Linked DNA regions of Homo sapiens: regions 2, 3, 4 and 5 are each linked to region 1. The links are chromatin contacts, found by Hi-C or POLR2A ChIA-PET in ENCODE. All regions are on one chromosome and are shown on one strand. Each heading gives the region's core, a stretch centred on a gene start or an enhancer-like site at or near the end of the contact. The rest is flanking DNA. Distances are from core to core; before and after follow the strand shown.

Evidence for each region. A loop is a pair of places that touch in the nucleus more often than their neighbours do. ChIA-PET counts read pairs that join two places held with the same protein, here RNA polymerase II (POLR2A). Pooled maps may share reads with other maps.
Region 2: a map of CD8-positive, alpha-beta T cell shows a loop between it and region 1 (11-fold over the local background). The contact joins the promoter of CDKN3 here to the promoter of FBXO34 in region 1. A Hi-C loop is called at or near these places in 3 of 168 maps with a recorded cell type or tissue (CD4-positive, alpha-beta T cell, CD8-positive, alpha-beta T cell and naive thymus-derived CD4-positive, alpha-beta T cell) and 9 of 50 pooled maps. POLR2A ChIA-PET finds 5 or more read pairs at or near these places in 1 of 52 experiments (activated naive CD4-positive, alpha-beta T cell).
Region 3: a map of CD4-positive, alpha-beta T cell shows a loop between it and region 1 (6-fold over the local background). The contact joins the promoter of CGRRF1 here to the promoter of FBXO34 in region 1. A Hi-C loop is called at or near these places in 1 of 168 maps with a recorded cell type or tissue (CD4-positive, alpha-beta T cell) and 7 of 50 pooled maps. POLR2A ChIA-PET finds 5 or more read pairs at or near these places in 1 of 52 experiments (activated T-cell).
Region 4: a map of naive thymus-derived CD4-positive, alpha-beta T cell shows a loop between it and region 1 (13-fold over the local background). The contact joins the promoter of SAMD4A here to the promoter of FBXO34 in region 1. A Hi-C loop is called at or near these places in 2 of 168 maps with a recorded cell type or tissue (head of caudate nucleus and naive thymus-derived CD4-positive, alpha-beta T cell), 4 of 37 single-sample maps with no recorded cell type and 11 of 50 pooled maps. POLR2A ChIA-PET finds 5 or more read pairs at or near these places in 2 of 52 experiments (OCI-LY7 and SK-N-SH).
Region 5: a loop to region 1 is called in a map of naive thymus-derived CD4-positive, alpha-beta T cell, with 6 times the contacts of the local background. The contact joins the enhancer-like site here to the promoter of FBXO34 in region 1. A Hi-C loop is called at or near these places in 1 of 168 maps with a recorded cell type or tissue (naive thymus-derived CD4-positive, alpha-beta T cell) and 5 of 50 pooled maps. POLR2A ChIA-PET finds 5 or more read pairs at or near these places in 1 of 52 experiments (activated T-cell).

Annotation. Positions count from the first base shown.
Region 1 is chr14:55,269,930-55,272,843 of GRCh38, reverse strand. FBXO34 (F-box protein 34) reads right to left here and starts at 1,423. Exons shown (of 2, transcript NM_017943.4): 1 at 1,307-1,423. It overlaps FBXO34-AS1 (FBXO34 antisense RNA 1), which reads left to right and starts at 766. Exons shown (of 2, transcript NR_184222.1): 1 at 766-962. RefSeq lists a silencer at 872-1,371.
Region 2 is chr14:54,395,495-54,398,408 of GRCh38, reverse strand. It overlaps CDKN3 (cyclin dependent kinase inhibitor 3), which reads right to left and starts at 1,402. Exons shown (of 8, transcript NM_005192.4): 1 at 1,332-1,402. The coding sequence starts at 1,340.
Region 3 is chr14:54,508,484-54,511,397 of GRCh38, reverse strand. CGRRF1 (cell growth regulator with ring finger domain 1) reads right to left here and starts at 1,492. Exons shown (of 6, transcript NM_006568.3): 1 at 1,335-1,492. The coding sequence starts at 1,438. RefSeq lists an enhancer at 1,012-1,241 and silencers at 1,417-1,602, 1,402-1,831.
Region 4 is chr14:54,565,611-54,568,524 of GRCh38, reverse strand. SAMD4A (sterile alpha motif domain containing 4A) reads right to left here and starts at 1,397. Exons shown (of 13, transcript NM_015589.6): 1 at 1,187-1,397; 2 at 413-1,029. The coding sequence starts at 608. RefSeq lists silencers at 366-425, 666-725, 1,566-1,755, 1,876-1,925, 2,486-2,615.
Region 5 is chr14:55,805,773-55,808,686 of GRCh38, reverse strand. No RefSeq gene overlaps it. Among named protein-coding and RNA genes, the nearest start is that of LINC00520, 11 kb to the right of the region's middle. Within about 2 kb of position 1,431, at least 17 of the 41 ENCODE cell types and tissues checked have a DNase peak (open chromatin) inside an H3K27ac peak, as active enhancers do.

The DNA.
Region 1 (2,914 bases), core at 174-2,673:
CGGTCCTGGAATATGTTTTTATATTAAGTTATAGCCGGGTCTCAGTAAGAAAGCAAGAAAACAGCTTGTTGCTGACTTCTAAACCATGGTAGCATGGGGTGGTAGCATGGTACCATAGGGTGGGATAGGGACAACCTGGATAAATTAACTCCTCAGGTAATTATTATTTAAGACAAATGTTGGATTAATTCAAACTCCTCCCTCCCTTTACAACAGAAAAAAAAAATCATGTAAGATCCACTCTCCCTCCTCCTGGCCATTTTCTAACAAAAAATGCTAACAAGCAGATAGATGTCCAGTTAAAAAAAAAAAAAAAAAGCAAACTGATTTATCAACACTAGAAGTGGTTCTCTTTTTTTTCAGTAATTCTGATTGCAAACTATCAAACTACGAATTTAGCTTCCTAAAAGGCTTTTTACATTACACCCTCCAAAAAACCTCCTACCCTGACTTAAGTTTTTCTAAATCAAATGTCTTATACTGAGCTGTACTCGCAACGCTTGCTGGACAAGAAGTTAAAGAAATTGACAACTATTACATTAAAATTGCAAAATGCTGATACCGAACAACTTTCGATTCAAATCCACTGCGATTCCAAGCGTTCGTGGAAGACAACTTCCTTTTTCTACCCTGCGGGTCCCCCCGGCCCTTCCGTGAGCCCAGGTCCCCGCCCGGGCCTGCAGTGACATCCCAGGACCCATCTTCTGACGTCACAGACACACGGACCCACAGCCCTATGACTTCATCGTGGACTGAGGACGAACCGCAGTCGACTTGCGCCAGCCCAGAGGCTGGGGAGGCGTCCGAGCCTCCGTCCCGCCTCGTCGTTGAAGAAGGTTAAGGACAAGCGCCAGCTCACCTGCGCTGGGGCAGGGAAGGGCAGAGTGGCCGAGCCCGGGAGGGCGCGACAGGGGCGAGGCGACCCCAGTCCAGAGGCTGACTTCCTCACCGCCCTGGGTCCCGTAAGTGGGAGCGCCGGTCCGGTGCAAGCTCACGGCCTATCCGTGAATCTCCTCGGCTTCAGCGGGGACCCAGGACCCCGCTCCCTACCCGCCCGACCCTCCGTGGCCCGCGGGGACGCTCAGCGCCCGGGCCGTGCGCGCGGAAAGAGCCGCACCGGAGGAGGCGCAGGCGGCCGGGTCCCTACCCCGGACCCGCGGGCGGCGCCCCCGCCCCCACCCCCACCCGCCCCGCGCCCCGGGAGCGCAGGCAGGCGGCGGTAGGGGGCGGGGAGCGGCCACGGTGGCCGCCGCCGGACCCCAGTCGCGCGGCCCTCGCGCCACGCCCCACCTCGGCCCGGACCCACCTGCGCTCCTGCCCCGGCCGCGGCCTGGCCCGGGGCTGCACCAGCCCGACGCAGTGGTGGCGGCAGCAGCGGTGGCGGGAGGCCTGGCTCACTCCCCACCGCTGAGTCGGACCGAGCACCCAGCGCGGCGCGGCGGCGCCCAACGCTCGCCCCGAAACCCATTTGTTTGGCTAAAACGGAGTGACGTCACGCGCCGGCCCAATCGACGGTTGGCCGGGGGAGGGGCCACGGATCCAGAGTTTCACGGCGCCCCCTGCCGGACACTGGGGGCGGGAAGGGGGAAGTGAAAAGGGAGACCTGGATGACGCGTCTGCGGCCCCCAAGTGGTAGAGAATGAAAGTTTGAGCACGACTGTAGGGAAAGGAATCAAACCTCCCAGGCCAGCCAAGAAGGGTAGTGACGCCAGGGTTCAATCAGCAGACATGTCAAGTTTATGAATATTCGTGGGTGGACCTGAAGCTGTAAATGGTCTCAGATACTATTAGATAACCTAGTAGACCTGGATCCTCATACTGGTTCTGCTGCTAGCTTGGAAGGCTGGGGTTCAGAGTTTCAATTTGTAAAATGACAAAATTGGAAAGGTCCCTTCTGACTCTCTTTCCTATGAAAATCATGGCAGGGATACCGGTCAGAAAGTAGATAAACGTTGAGGCTGACACGAAACTGTTAAAGTCTGTAGAAGCTTAAGGGCTGGTTAATGATGGATATAAATTTTTAACACTTTATATTCAAATCAGAGGGCCAGTGAGGAACTTTTGATTCCCAATCTTTAAGCTTATTATTGTTTTCATTGTGAAAATAATATTAACCACATTGAAAAACATGAGGACAATGTATTTTCTTCTAGACCTTTTGCCCCATCACATATATTTTACTACACTGTAATAGTAGTTGTACGCGATTTTGCATCCTCTTTTCACTTTTATAAGCATTCCTCATATTTCCACATAAGCTTCATAACCAGTTTAACAGCTGCATAAAATTACATTAAGTGGACATAAAATTTACTGCAGTAATTCTCTATTTTTGGACATAACTTGTTTCCTTCATTCACTTTTTGCCATTATAAAGAAATCATAGAACATCTTCATGAATGTAGATTTTTAAAGATACCCAAAAGTGAAATTACTAGGTGAAAAAGACTATCAACACTTTCACAGTTACTAATACAAACTGCCAAATGATTTTTAAAAGGTTGTACCAAGTTACACTTAAACCAGCAACTTTGATTTTAGCCAGTCCTTAACAAAAATAATTTTGTCCAATTATAAAACTACTGTTGTAAAATATATGTGTAAAATCTTAAATATTAAAACGTAAAAACAAAATAAAAATATTTCCCATAATCTCATCACCAAGAAATAACCACTCAGTATCTCCATCTAGACCTTTATCTATATACATATTTTTAATAAAAATTGGAGAGGGGAAGTCCAGGCACGGTGGCTCACATCTCAAAAAGGAAAAAAAAAATTAAGGAAGGGTGTTATATGGTACACCGTGGCATCAAACTGTATGTCTGATTTAATATGTGAGCAATATTAGCTCAATATATCATGATCATTTGAAGCTTCTTTATGTCATAGTTAGCTCAAAATTGTAAAACTT
Region 2 (2,914 bases), core at 153-2,652, 870 kb after region 1:
GTAGATCCCAAGAAAGAAGGAAAGAAAAAGTTGAGATACTGGTGTTCAGTTCCTTCCAAACTCGGGGATCAGATAACTCAATGGGGACAGGTGGAGAAAGAGGCCAGGAGTGAAGGACAGCTGATGTCCCTCCACATGGCAACATAGGGATTAGCAATTGTAAGCACCTAATGCTCTTTCTAGCTCTGAAGCTATATTCTACAACGGTCTTGGTACTAGAAGATCACAGGACGGCTAATTTAGGCTACGGACTTTTTTTTCTTTCTTTCTTTTATCTTGAGATAGGGTTTTGCTCTGTCGCCCAGGCTGGAGGGCAGTGGCGTGATATCCGCTCACTGCAACCTCTGCCTCTTGGGTTCAAGCTATTTGCGTGGCTCAGCCTCCCGAGTAGCTGGGACTACAGGCGTGCACTACCACGCTCAGCTAATGTTTGTATTTTTAGTAGAGACGGGGTTTCACCGTGTTGGCTAGGCTTGTCTCCAACTCCTGGCCTCAAGTGATCCGCCCGCCTTGGCCTCCCAAAGTGTTGGGATTACAGGCGCGAGACACCACCCGGCCCTAGGCTATGGATTTCTGTTGCTTTGGCTCTATCTGAAGTATTATAATCAACTGCACCCAAAGGAAAGGCTTCCAGTAGGTTGTCAAGCCGGGCAGTAGGAAATATGGGTTAGGTGGGGGATCTTCAGCTCCTTGCCTGCATCTGTTTTTTCTTTAAAGCAACTTTGATGATTCATATTTCAAATTTGTGTGGCCCATTCACCAGGTTTATTAATCCTAACAGAGCTGGACGTTTCTGCTTCCCCAGGCCCTGTGATTCTGAACGTCACGGGAAAAGAGCAGCATTGCCAGGTGGCCCTGGGGCATGGTGACAGCGGTGGTGTCGCCCACAAGCCGCGGCGTGGCATTCGTACTCAAGGTTTCCCCAGGCCCTGTGGGCGCAGGTAGCGCCCGGCCACCCTTCGGGGCTGGGGTATCGCGCCCACTCATCGCTGACACTCAAGCTCTTCGGCTCGGTTTCCTCGGTACAACGAGGCTCGGCCCTCTTTGGCTGGGCGGCTGGGAGGCTTATGAGACCCCGCAGGGGACAGGTGACAGCCCACAGCAGGTGCACAGCGAATGTCCGTCTTTCCTTCGTCGGCCACCGACCCTGCTCCTTCGTCTCTCGTGCCCGTGCTGGGCCCGTGCGAGTCACCTCCCCGACCCGCAGAACGGTTACGGCGCCAGTCGCACTGCTACCAGGCTAGGGCTGCCCTCCGGCCCAGGATCGGGTCCCCGGGACCGCTTGCGTCCCTGCCGCCTCGCTCCTCCAAACCCCAGCACGTCCGACTCACCGGCTTCATCGCTGGCCGCCCCACGTCGAGACCAGTGCCGCCTCCCTCTGCAGCGCCGGCGACTCACCGGTGCCCCGGCCGAGCCCGCGCCCCGCAGCTTAGCTCACTGGTTCGTCCTTCTGTGAGGTGGGCGCGGCGTCTTCCAGCAACCAATCAGATCCGCTTCTGGTTTCTTACTCCGCCTTTGGGTGGCCGAAGACTCGGCCTCTAATCGCTGACTGGTTCCTAGAAGACCTTTGAAAGACGCGCGGGAGGCGGGCCCTGTGGGACGTTGATTGGCTGGGAGGGCGCCCTCCTCCCGCCAGTTGGGAGAGTGCAGGGGGCGGAGGCGGGGCGGAAGAGTCAGAAGGCGGCCCTAGCGCTTGGGGGACGCTGGAAAGCTTTGCTTCTTGATGGCAGGATGTCAGCGTGGTCCATACGGTTGGGAGGTGATTTTTTTTTTTTTCTTGAGACGGAGTTCGCTCTTGTTGCCCAGGCTGGAGTGCAATGGCGCGATCTCGGCTCACCGCCACCTCCGCCTCCCGGATTCAAGCGAGTCTCCGCCTCACCCTCCCGAGTAGCTGGGATTACAAGGATGTGCCACCAAGCCTGACTAATTTTTGTATTTTTTGTAGAGACGGGGTTTCTCCATGTTGGTCAGGCTGGTCTCGAACCCGGGTTGGGAGTTTTTGTGTTTGTGACGGAAGTCTTACTATGTTGCCCAGGCTGGCCTCGAACTCCTGTCCTCAAGCAATCCTCCCGCCTTAGCCTCCCTTGTAGCGGCTACGGTAGGGAGTTTTTGTTTCTTTAAGTTGTATTTTTATTTTTTATTTTTTAAGGGCTCAGGGAAGCACTGTATTGGATCGTCACATGAAAAACATCACATAGACTTTGTAATTATATCTAGACATACAAATACTAGGGAAAAAACTAAAAATTTAGAGTATAAACATATTTTATATGCTTGAAGTTTTAGTTTATCGTTCCAGAAACTAGACAAGTTACAGTGTAGATCAATATTCCTGTCCCCCAAATATGAATTAAATTATATTGTGTGAAAGGGAAATTATAAAATGCCAGGTAAGATAGGTCTAAGGGCCAGTGTGTCTACATAATTAGCTGTAATCTTTTAAAAATGTGAGTATTTCTCCGCCTTCTCCAGTCCCCATTTAACTAGCCATGGGAAAGGAAGTCGCCTGGAGCAGATCTGAGAAAAATATGCAGAAATTTCAACCCCTGATTCATGTTGTGAAAGCCAATGGGTATAGAGCTATTAGAAGGAATTCCTTAGTAAAGAAGGTACCACAGTTTGATTTAGAGACTGTATTAGCTAGTCATGGTTGCCCAGAGATAAAGAATGAATAGGATGTGTATATATGGATATAGAAACAGATTTATTTTAAGGAATTGGCTCCTGTGCTTGTGGAAGCTTGGAGAGTCCAAAATCTGATGGGGGGAGGCCAGTGCGCTGGAGACTCAGGAAAGGCTGTACTTCGAGTCCAAAAGCTGTTGTAGAACAAAGAAGAGCCAATATTGCATGTAAAGTCTGAAGGCTGTCTACTGGCAGAATTACCCCTTGCACAGGGCAGGGTCAGCCTTTTGTT
Region 3 (2,914 bases), core at 243-2,742, 760 kb after region 1:
ATTAGCAATAAAATCTGATGGGTCAAGAATAACCAATTGTGTAAGATTGGTCTTTGTTTTCCAATCTTACCCCCACAAATAAGGAATTTGTATTTCCAATCCTCACCCACATACAAGGCAAGGAATTCTATGCTCTATTGCTGGTAGGGTGAGGAGCAGTGTGGACAGGTTAAAACTTTTGTCACTTCCTAAAGATGGCATATATTTTCAGAAACCGACAAGGGCCCGTGTTCTTTAAGGCAATCACATATATGTGACCAAAGGCTATTTTAAAACTCGTTTTACGTAGCCTTCTTTATTCACTAACATGTTCTCTGCCCCTATGCTCATGCTGTCTTCTCTGAGATGCTTTTTCTTCCCTACTATATACATTTAACTCCATTTATTTTTCAAAATGCTCATTCTCCAAAATCCAGCTCATGTCCCTCTTCAACAGAGTCCCCTCTGACCTCTTCAGACCATGGCTGTTATCCACTTAGAACTGCTGTTTGATCTTTTTGTAACTATTATCATCTCAAAGGGATTTTGGAGGCTGCAGCCTAGAAAAACTGTTGTGGGCTAGTTACACGGTTTCAACTCGTTATTTACAAGGCTTGTCTAAACATGATACAATAGCATCTCCTCAAGAGAGAAATTGAACCTCTAGGCTAGAAGAATTGCTCAGCGGTTATCTAACAGACCATTCTCCTTGTCTCCAATAGGCAACTGTCCTACCCTCGGTGTTACATATTTCTAAGGTCTCTTCCAGCTCTAAAATTATGATTTTACAATTCTATCGACTAAATATTACTTCAAAAGGTGTGGAATGTATACAGAAACCATTAAATTCTCAAACGGTAACAGTTCAGTTACAAGTTACTCTGAAAGATCTGAGGCTAAGGGCTCCATTCAGGTCAGAATCACAACTGTTAACCTCGCTTACTGTCCAGTCTGTGCACTGTAGCACAGGTGACTAACTCATCCAGGACACACAGTAGGCCCGAATCCGGGACAGAAGCCTACTAGAGAAGCACTTTCTCCCAACACCAAGCCCAAGCCCAAGCCCTTCCTGGCTGCTTTATCGCCTAGAAACAAAGCTGAGTAAAACACCCCAATGCGGTACCACCCCAAGATGCCCCAGCGACACGGACCAAACGGTGATGCAGGGCAGTGACGCAGGTGCAGCGTCCACCTTGTTTTCCTCCCAGAGAAAGTCGGAGTTCTAGGCACCCGGGGACACCGAATCCCCGACGTCCTCCGGCCCGCGGCCCTCCGGCTCCGGTGCCCCCTGCTGCTCGTCGCGACCCCACTCTGGCGGTATCCGCCCCTTCGTCTCTCACCCCTGGGACACTTACCATCCCAATACCAGGCCGGTGGTCACGATGAAGCAGGTAAAGACCACCGCGATGTAGAAAAGCGGCGAGTATTCATAAAGCGTTACCAGAAACACCGCAGCCATCAGGGTCTTGCTCTGGGTAGAGCCCGGCTCCAGCCGCGGAGCCCAGCCCAGCCCGGCTGAGCCCCGCCCGCCCGGCCAGGGTAAAAGCCACTACAGTGCCCCGGAGCGGACAAACTTTGTAGGTCCGCACTTGCCTGGGGTTCTCATGAGCTAGACTTTAGGGCAGCCTCGCGGACAGCGGGAGCTGGCGTGCCAATCACGGCGCCCCCTGCCGGACACGCCACGCCCCTCCCGCTCCCGTCCCGAGCTATTGGCTACGCAGACCTGGGATGGGGGGGGCCCGACTCGCACCGCCCCCGACTCCCAGGATTGGTACCCAGCGGGCGTCTTAAGCGCTGTGGCCCAGTGGTCATTGCTGTTCCGCCGGCAAATTCTAAGTAGACTTTGGGGCCAACTCTGTGCCAGCCTTAGGCAATGTAGGTTTTCTGATGTCAGAGAGAGGCGCAGTCTGAAATCTACGTGCATCGTTTCTAAATCCTGAAACCCTGCCTATTATATCTTAGGCAAATTTGGGAGAGGGTGGAGGAGGAGGAGGAGGAGGGCGGGCATCTTGGATTCTACAAAATGAAATAACCATAAGCACAGTGAAAACACAAAAAAAGGAGTCTCTACCACAAGCAATTTATACGAGACTTGTCAGCCTTTTCAGATTGGACTTAATCATAGAGGAAAATCAGCATTGCTTATCCAAGATTCTCTTAGAAATAAAGCATCCGCTTCCTCCCACATCCCCCTCCTTTTCTCCTCTTCTTGTACTCCTCAAATTAGAATTAGCCAAACATTTGAAACTGTATTTGTTTCCACTTTAAGAATAATTTTTAAAAAACTTTTTAAATCACACAGAAGCTTTTTAAAAATTACTGAAAGTAGCTAAATGGTCACTCCCTTGTCTCAACCCTGTGAGTCAGCTCCATCAAGGTGGCCTCCCTGAAAGTCTTTCATAACAGTTCATTGACACCTCGTTGGTTTGCATTTACTCCTAAAGCCACATCTAGCCACATCAGAGAATGGGGATATGTAGTCTTATTATTCGTGAGCAGCAACACACCCTGGTACAAATCAAGAGTTTTGTTACTGAGGAGGAAAGAGAATGGACATTGGGATAGTTAACTAGTAGCCTCTGTCACACTCCTAAATCACCAGTAAAATTCGTGTTGAGAAAGATGAACTAAGTTTGTCCTATGGCCTCACATATTCCTTGGCAAATGAGCACGTAGTCTCTGGAGCAGCACTGTTTGAGAAGCTTGCTTCTACAACACAATTTTTAATTACTATATATCTGATTTGTGAAAATATATACTTTAATCAGCCCTCAACTGTTGGAGAATTTTTCATTGCTATAAATAACACTGCAATGAACATCCCTACAGCTAAAGTATTTCCTTAGGATAAATTACTAGAGGTGGAACTATGGTTTTAAAAAATGTACATTTTAAAGATTTTGTAAAAACACTGCTCTCCAGAAATGTACCAATT
Region 4 (2,914 bases), core at 148-2,647, 700 kb after region 1:
ATCTATCATGTGTTGCTGAAATCCAGCGAGCCACGTTGCCCAAAAGAAGGAGGAGGAAGGAAAAAACACACACACCCAGAAAATCCAGACTCTACGTGACCTGACTTACTTATTTCCCAGGAAACTGCATGAGAGAAAAATCAATCATTCATGCTACCGTAGCTACCACACGGAAAGGGCTGACGGAGTTCACAGTGGGCAAAATCCCAAAGCGGCCGGCGGAGGTAAGTAGGTGGGGGGCGGTAGTGGGGGGACACCCGGAGGGGGTGGATTCCGAGGGCCTCGGGGCCACGCCGTCCAGGTCCCGGCGCGGCTGGCAGGGACTGGCCTCGGCCTGGCCCGAGGCAGAGAAGCGGAGGGAGGAGCGGGGGTTGGGCAGGCGGGACGGCGGCGGCGGCCGCCGCACACTTACCGGGGCTGTTGGCCTCGCGTTCGAGGACGTGCAGCTCGGCGCAGTCGGCCAGCGAGTGCTCCAGGCAGAGCTGGAGGAAGCGGGCCTGGGTCTGGCTCACGCGCTTGAGCAGCGACAGCAGCGCAACAGTCTGCTCGCACTCGTTCCAGCCCTTAAACCAGCCCGCCAGCACCCCGACCTGGTCGCGAAACATCATGGTTAGGGGGCCGCCCTCGGTCTACAGAGCCCCCTGGGCGCCCCAGCCCGCCCCGCCCGCCCCAAAGTTTGGCGGAGCCGCAGCCCCGCGGCCGGAGACGCGTTCCTGTTCCAAGGTGGCTCTGGTGCCCGGACGCTGCAGGTACTGCCTGGGCTCCTGCCTCTCTTGTCTGGTTTCAGTTACGTTCCGGTGGTTCTGGCTGATTTCCCCAGAGACGATGACAGACAGTAGCACGGAAATGTTTCTTTAAAAAAAAAAACGACTTTTTAAAAATCCCCCACAAGGCACACAACTGAATGAAGAATGCTTTCTCCCCCCTTCTTGCAGCTTTGGGATGGTGATTTCCGGCGTCCTGGGGTCTCCTCCCCGCTGGGCGGCAACTCGGACCCTTCACGCCCGCATTCCCGAGCGGCGATCACCACTGGAAGGAGAGAAAGAGCTGCAGTGAGACCTCGGCTAGCGGAGGAGCGCGCCCTGGGGGGACGAGGGCATCAGAGGGTGCTGGGGCCAGGGGAGGGGGCGTCCCGCGGAAGGTTGGGTTCGCCGAAATCCAGCCGCCCCCTCCGCCCCCTCCGCACCCGATGTGGGAGATGGGCTATTCCCCACCGGGTAACAGCGAGAAGCCTGCTTCCCAGGTGCGGGAGGAGACCCCGCGGCTTCCTGTTGCTGCCGCTGCCAACGGCTGGTGCTCCCCTCACGGCCCGCCTGGGGTGGCCTCGGGCGCCGTGCTTAAGAACGCCAGCACCAGCAACAGATCTTCCCCGCGCAGAAAACTTGCAATGCGGCTGCGAAGGGGCGCGGGGGTGGGGGTGGGAGCTAATGCAAAGCAGAGGCGGAGGCAGCGGCAGCCCGAGTTCCTTCCTCCTCCTCTTACTCCTCCTCCTCCTCCCAGAGAAGCAGCCGAGCGGCTGCAGCTCCATCTACAGCAACAGCCAGCATCTCCACCGCCAGGCGCCCCTCTGGATTTAGGCCGTGAGCAGCCGCGGCAGCAGCTCGAGACAAAAATAAACTCTCTCCACCCAAAGCTCCGCGCCCAGCGGGCGGCGGCGCAACCCAGAGCCCCGGCTCCCCCGCGCCGCGCCGCACCAGCCCACCCGGGAGGTCTCCCTGGGCCTGCTCCGGCCGGAGCGGTCACTGTGCGCGCGCGTGTGCGTGTGTGTGTGCGCGCGTGTGTGGCAGGCATCCTGCCGCCGCCGCCTACGGGCTGGTCTGTCCGGCCCGGAGCCTCGCCCGCGCGTCGCAGGCCGAGGGCGGCACAGCGCTGGGCACACGCCCCGCGAGGGGACGGCCGGGGTCCGCAGCGCTGCTCCCTTCGGCCAGCGGGGCGGCCCCGCGGGGAATGCGGATCGGCGCCGCAGGCACACGCCCCCCAACGACAGCAAAGAAAGTTCGGCTGCGGGGGTTCCCCCAGTCCCATCCCGGTTCTCGTGGCCGCCGCCGGCGGGGAGGAGAACCCAGCGACTCAGCCTTCAAGGAGCCGCTAGCTTCCAACAACACGCTGCTTCCGGCTCCCAGAACTTCTCGGGCGGAGGGGGAAGCCCCCGGGGAGGGGACCCCCAGTGACCCGCGGGTCCCCCGCCGAGGGCCGTAGGGAGGGAGCGCTCACCTCGGCGCGGCTCATCCCGGCGGCTCGGGGGCCCTTGCGCGGGTCCGGGGCCGCGGCGGCTCTCAGCGGGGTTGGGGGCGCCCGGAGCGCCGGCCGCGGGCCATGCCGTCGGGGCGGGCGGCGCGGGGAGAGTGCGGTGCTTCGAGTCGGGGCCGCTGCAGCCGCCGCTGCTGCTGCCTCCAGTGTCGGCTCGCGGAGGACTGAGCCGCCCGAGCCGGAGCTCCCCACATGCTACTGATTAACATACACCATTACATCATGGGCTTGGCAGGGAGCGCCCGAGCGGGGGGAGAGGAACCCGGGCGGCGGCGACGGCACGCGGGGGGAGCCGGGGGGAGGAACCCCGGACCCGGCGCAGGGCGGGGGGACGGATTCCTAAGTGGGGACCAGAAAAAGGGGAGGGGAGCGGAGTGGGAGGAGCTGGTGGCGCAGAGGGGTCGGGTAGAAGGAACCTCCGAGAGGAACGAAGAAGTTCGGGGAAGAGGACGGGTCCGGGTGAATTTCTTCCTGCGGCCGCCTGCGTGTTCTGGAGGGGTCGGGACACTCAAGCCACTGGAGCCCCGGCAGAAAGGGACCCGAGGGCGCTCGGGCGGGGGCGGTGCTGCCACCCGCTGCTTGTCCTTGGGAATGTGGTTCGTCCGCTCGGCTGACCCTCGGCCCTTCTGGGGCCCCGGGGTGGCCGAGGTGTTTGGCCCCCGGG
Region 5 (2,914 bases), core at 182-2,681, 540 kb before region 1:
CATTAGGAGACATTCCTAATGTAAATGACAAGTTAATGGGTGCAACACACCAACATGGCACATGCATACATATGTAACAAACCTTTACATTGTGCACATGTACCCTAGAACTTAAAGTATAATAATTAAAAAAAAAAACTGGTGGGGAGTGAAGGAAGAGATTCATATCATAGAAAAGTGGTATGGAAAGTATTTTTCTTCATGAAAAGAATTCATAAAATATCATCTTTGTGGGAATTAGAAACAGTATCCTGCTAGAAGAACCAATTTTTAAAATGTGTCCCTTCCTTGGACTGACAGACCCATACCAGAGAAAATAACTTTGCCAAGGATGCTGGCTAGGGGTTTCAGTCCCACTTTCATCCCCTTGGCCAAACATCTTTGTGCAGGGAACAACACACACCATTGTGCACAGAGTCCCTACTTGATCCCATGCACATCTGTGACACATTCATTGTTCTTCCCATCACCAAACACAAGGAAACTAGGAGAGTCCATCCCAGTGAAACCCTCACCTTTGCCCAGATTGCAATGATTTTATCAGAACATCTTAAGACTTAGGCATTAAGGAAATCCAGGTTTACAGTGGAATTGGCATGAACATGAAAATTTCCTGACCTACTTTTAAAGCACCTAACGTAGATGATGTTTGCTTAACAGCTCTTCACAGTCCTCAGCCCTCACATGTATCCCCCTTTTCTCAGGCATTTGTTCTGCAAAGCAACTCACACAACTCTGTCTGTTTGGGAGAGCTGTTCCATTCAAGCACCTTGGGATATTGCTGGCATAGTGTGCCACATACGCCACCTTCCATAGCACAGAGCTATAGCTCAGGACCTAGATGGCGAGCTTTGCCTTGACCATGTGGTCTACACATGCCATCAGGAGTGTCTTTTTTAATGTGTGAAATGTGTTGTTTGTGGGAGGCTGCACATCCCCTTTTGCCAGCTGCTTGCCTCTTTGAGATCGCTTTCTCAGCAGTTCAGACGGGCTGGTCCCATAAATCACAGAGAGGAGAAGGGTTAGAGGATAGAAGGAAACAAGACATGTGGCATATGGAATTTGTCCAGAACCACTCAGGTGCCTGCTAGTTACAGTGTTGGAGCTCGCTCACTCTCTCTCATATCTACGAGACTAATTTACCCTTCTGTTATTGTTATTATTTGTTCTGGGAAGTTTTCGTTTTACTAGAACATCTGGCACTATAGTTTCACACCCTGGGGTTTCCTGGAAACACTCTCAGGGAGGAGTTCGAACCTTTGCTACCGGAACTCGCCCGGGCCTGAAATGTGGTGAGCTATCATCTCAGCCCACGTCACGTTCTCTCTCTTGTTTCCTTTGCAAAACATCATTACAATCAGTGCCACTGTTTTTCAATGAGAGATGCTGGCACCAAGCCCAGAGACGGCTGTGCAGACCTTGTCCTGCCAAGAGTGGAGATAACGTGGGCCTGATACAAAGCCCTCTGACCACACCTCTGGGTAACTCCTACGCTGAAGCACAGCCTGGCCTCCCAGATGAGCTCAGAGTGCCAAGCCCAGGAGCAGGCTGGGTGTGAACCAGGTCCCACCCTGGGAGCCCTGGTCCTCGTCACATTGTTAACCACAAGACCTACCCGCCTGTCCTAATTTCTACAGGAGAGCCTCAGGGCCCCTTTCAGTTTTGAAAGGCACATGAAAAATGTGACATGGGAGTCACTGGAAGGGCCCCGTCTCCCTTCCCTCTTCTCATGGAGTCTCTCCCTCTCCTTTCTGTCCTTGCCTCAGCTATGTTGTCTGCAGCAACTGTTTGCAGAAATTCTCTTCCCCAGCATCTTCAGAGGCTGGCTTCTTGACCTAAGACTGCAGTGTCAATGTCACCTTTCCTAAAAAGCCTTCCTTCTCTGATCCCCTAGGTGAAAAGGGCCACTGAGCAGCTCCAGCACTTCAGTCCTTTAATTATCTGCATGGTACTAATCACAATCTTAGAGTTTGCTCCTAGGTTTGCCTCTTGGATTTTTACCTGACCTTACCTGCTAGAGGGGGAGCCTGTCTTGTTCACCTAGAATAAATGCCTTGCACTGTGAAAGGACAATAAATCTTGGGATTCCAAAACCACTAAGCCAAAGGGAAAAGTCAAGCTGGGAACTGCTTAGGGCAAACCTACCTCACATTCTGTTCCTGAAAAAGCTACTAAATTAAAAAATAATAATAAAATAAAACAAAATAAAATAATTTTTTAAAAAAACCTACATACCTTCCTCACAAGGAATTTCCTTGTGTACAAAGGACAGACAGAACTCAAAGTCATTCCTCTTCTCACCAAGATAAATGCAAATCTGACTGCCTCCTTTCAAGAGGCTAATCAGAACCTCAAAAGAATGCAACCATTTGTCTCTTACCTACCTATGTCCTGGAAGCCCCCTCCCCGCTTTGAGTTGTCTCACCTTTCTGGACAGAACCAATGTACTTCTTACATATATCGATTGATGTCTTACATCTCCCTAAAATGTATAAAACCAAGCTGTGCCCCAACCACCTTGAGCACATGTCATTAGGACCTCCTGAGGCTGTGTCATGGGCATGCGTCCTTTGGCAAAATAAACTTCCTAAATTAACTGAGACCTCTCTCTGATATTTGGGGTTCATACCACATAGAAGGTACCGAATTAACATTTGTTAAAAACATACTGGCCCGACTCCTTACTAGTGTGATCTTGGGAAAGTTAACATTTGTGTCTCAGCTTCTTATCTTAAAAATAGAACTAATTATAGTGCCTAATTCCTGGGATTGTTGAGATAATTAGACAAAGTAATTCTTGTGCCGTCCTTAGCAGAGTGCCTATACAAAGTGAGCGCTCAACAAGTATTAGCTATTATCATTAGCAACATGTTAACCCATTTGCACTTGGTCACCTCCCAGTGCTCACTAGTTT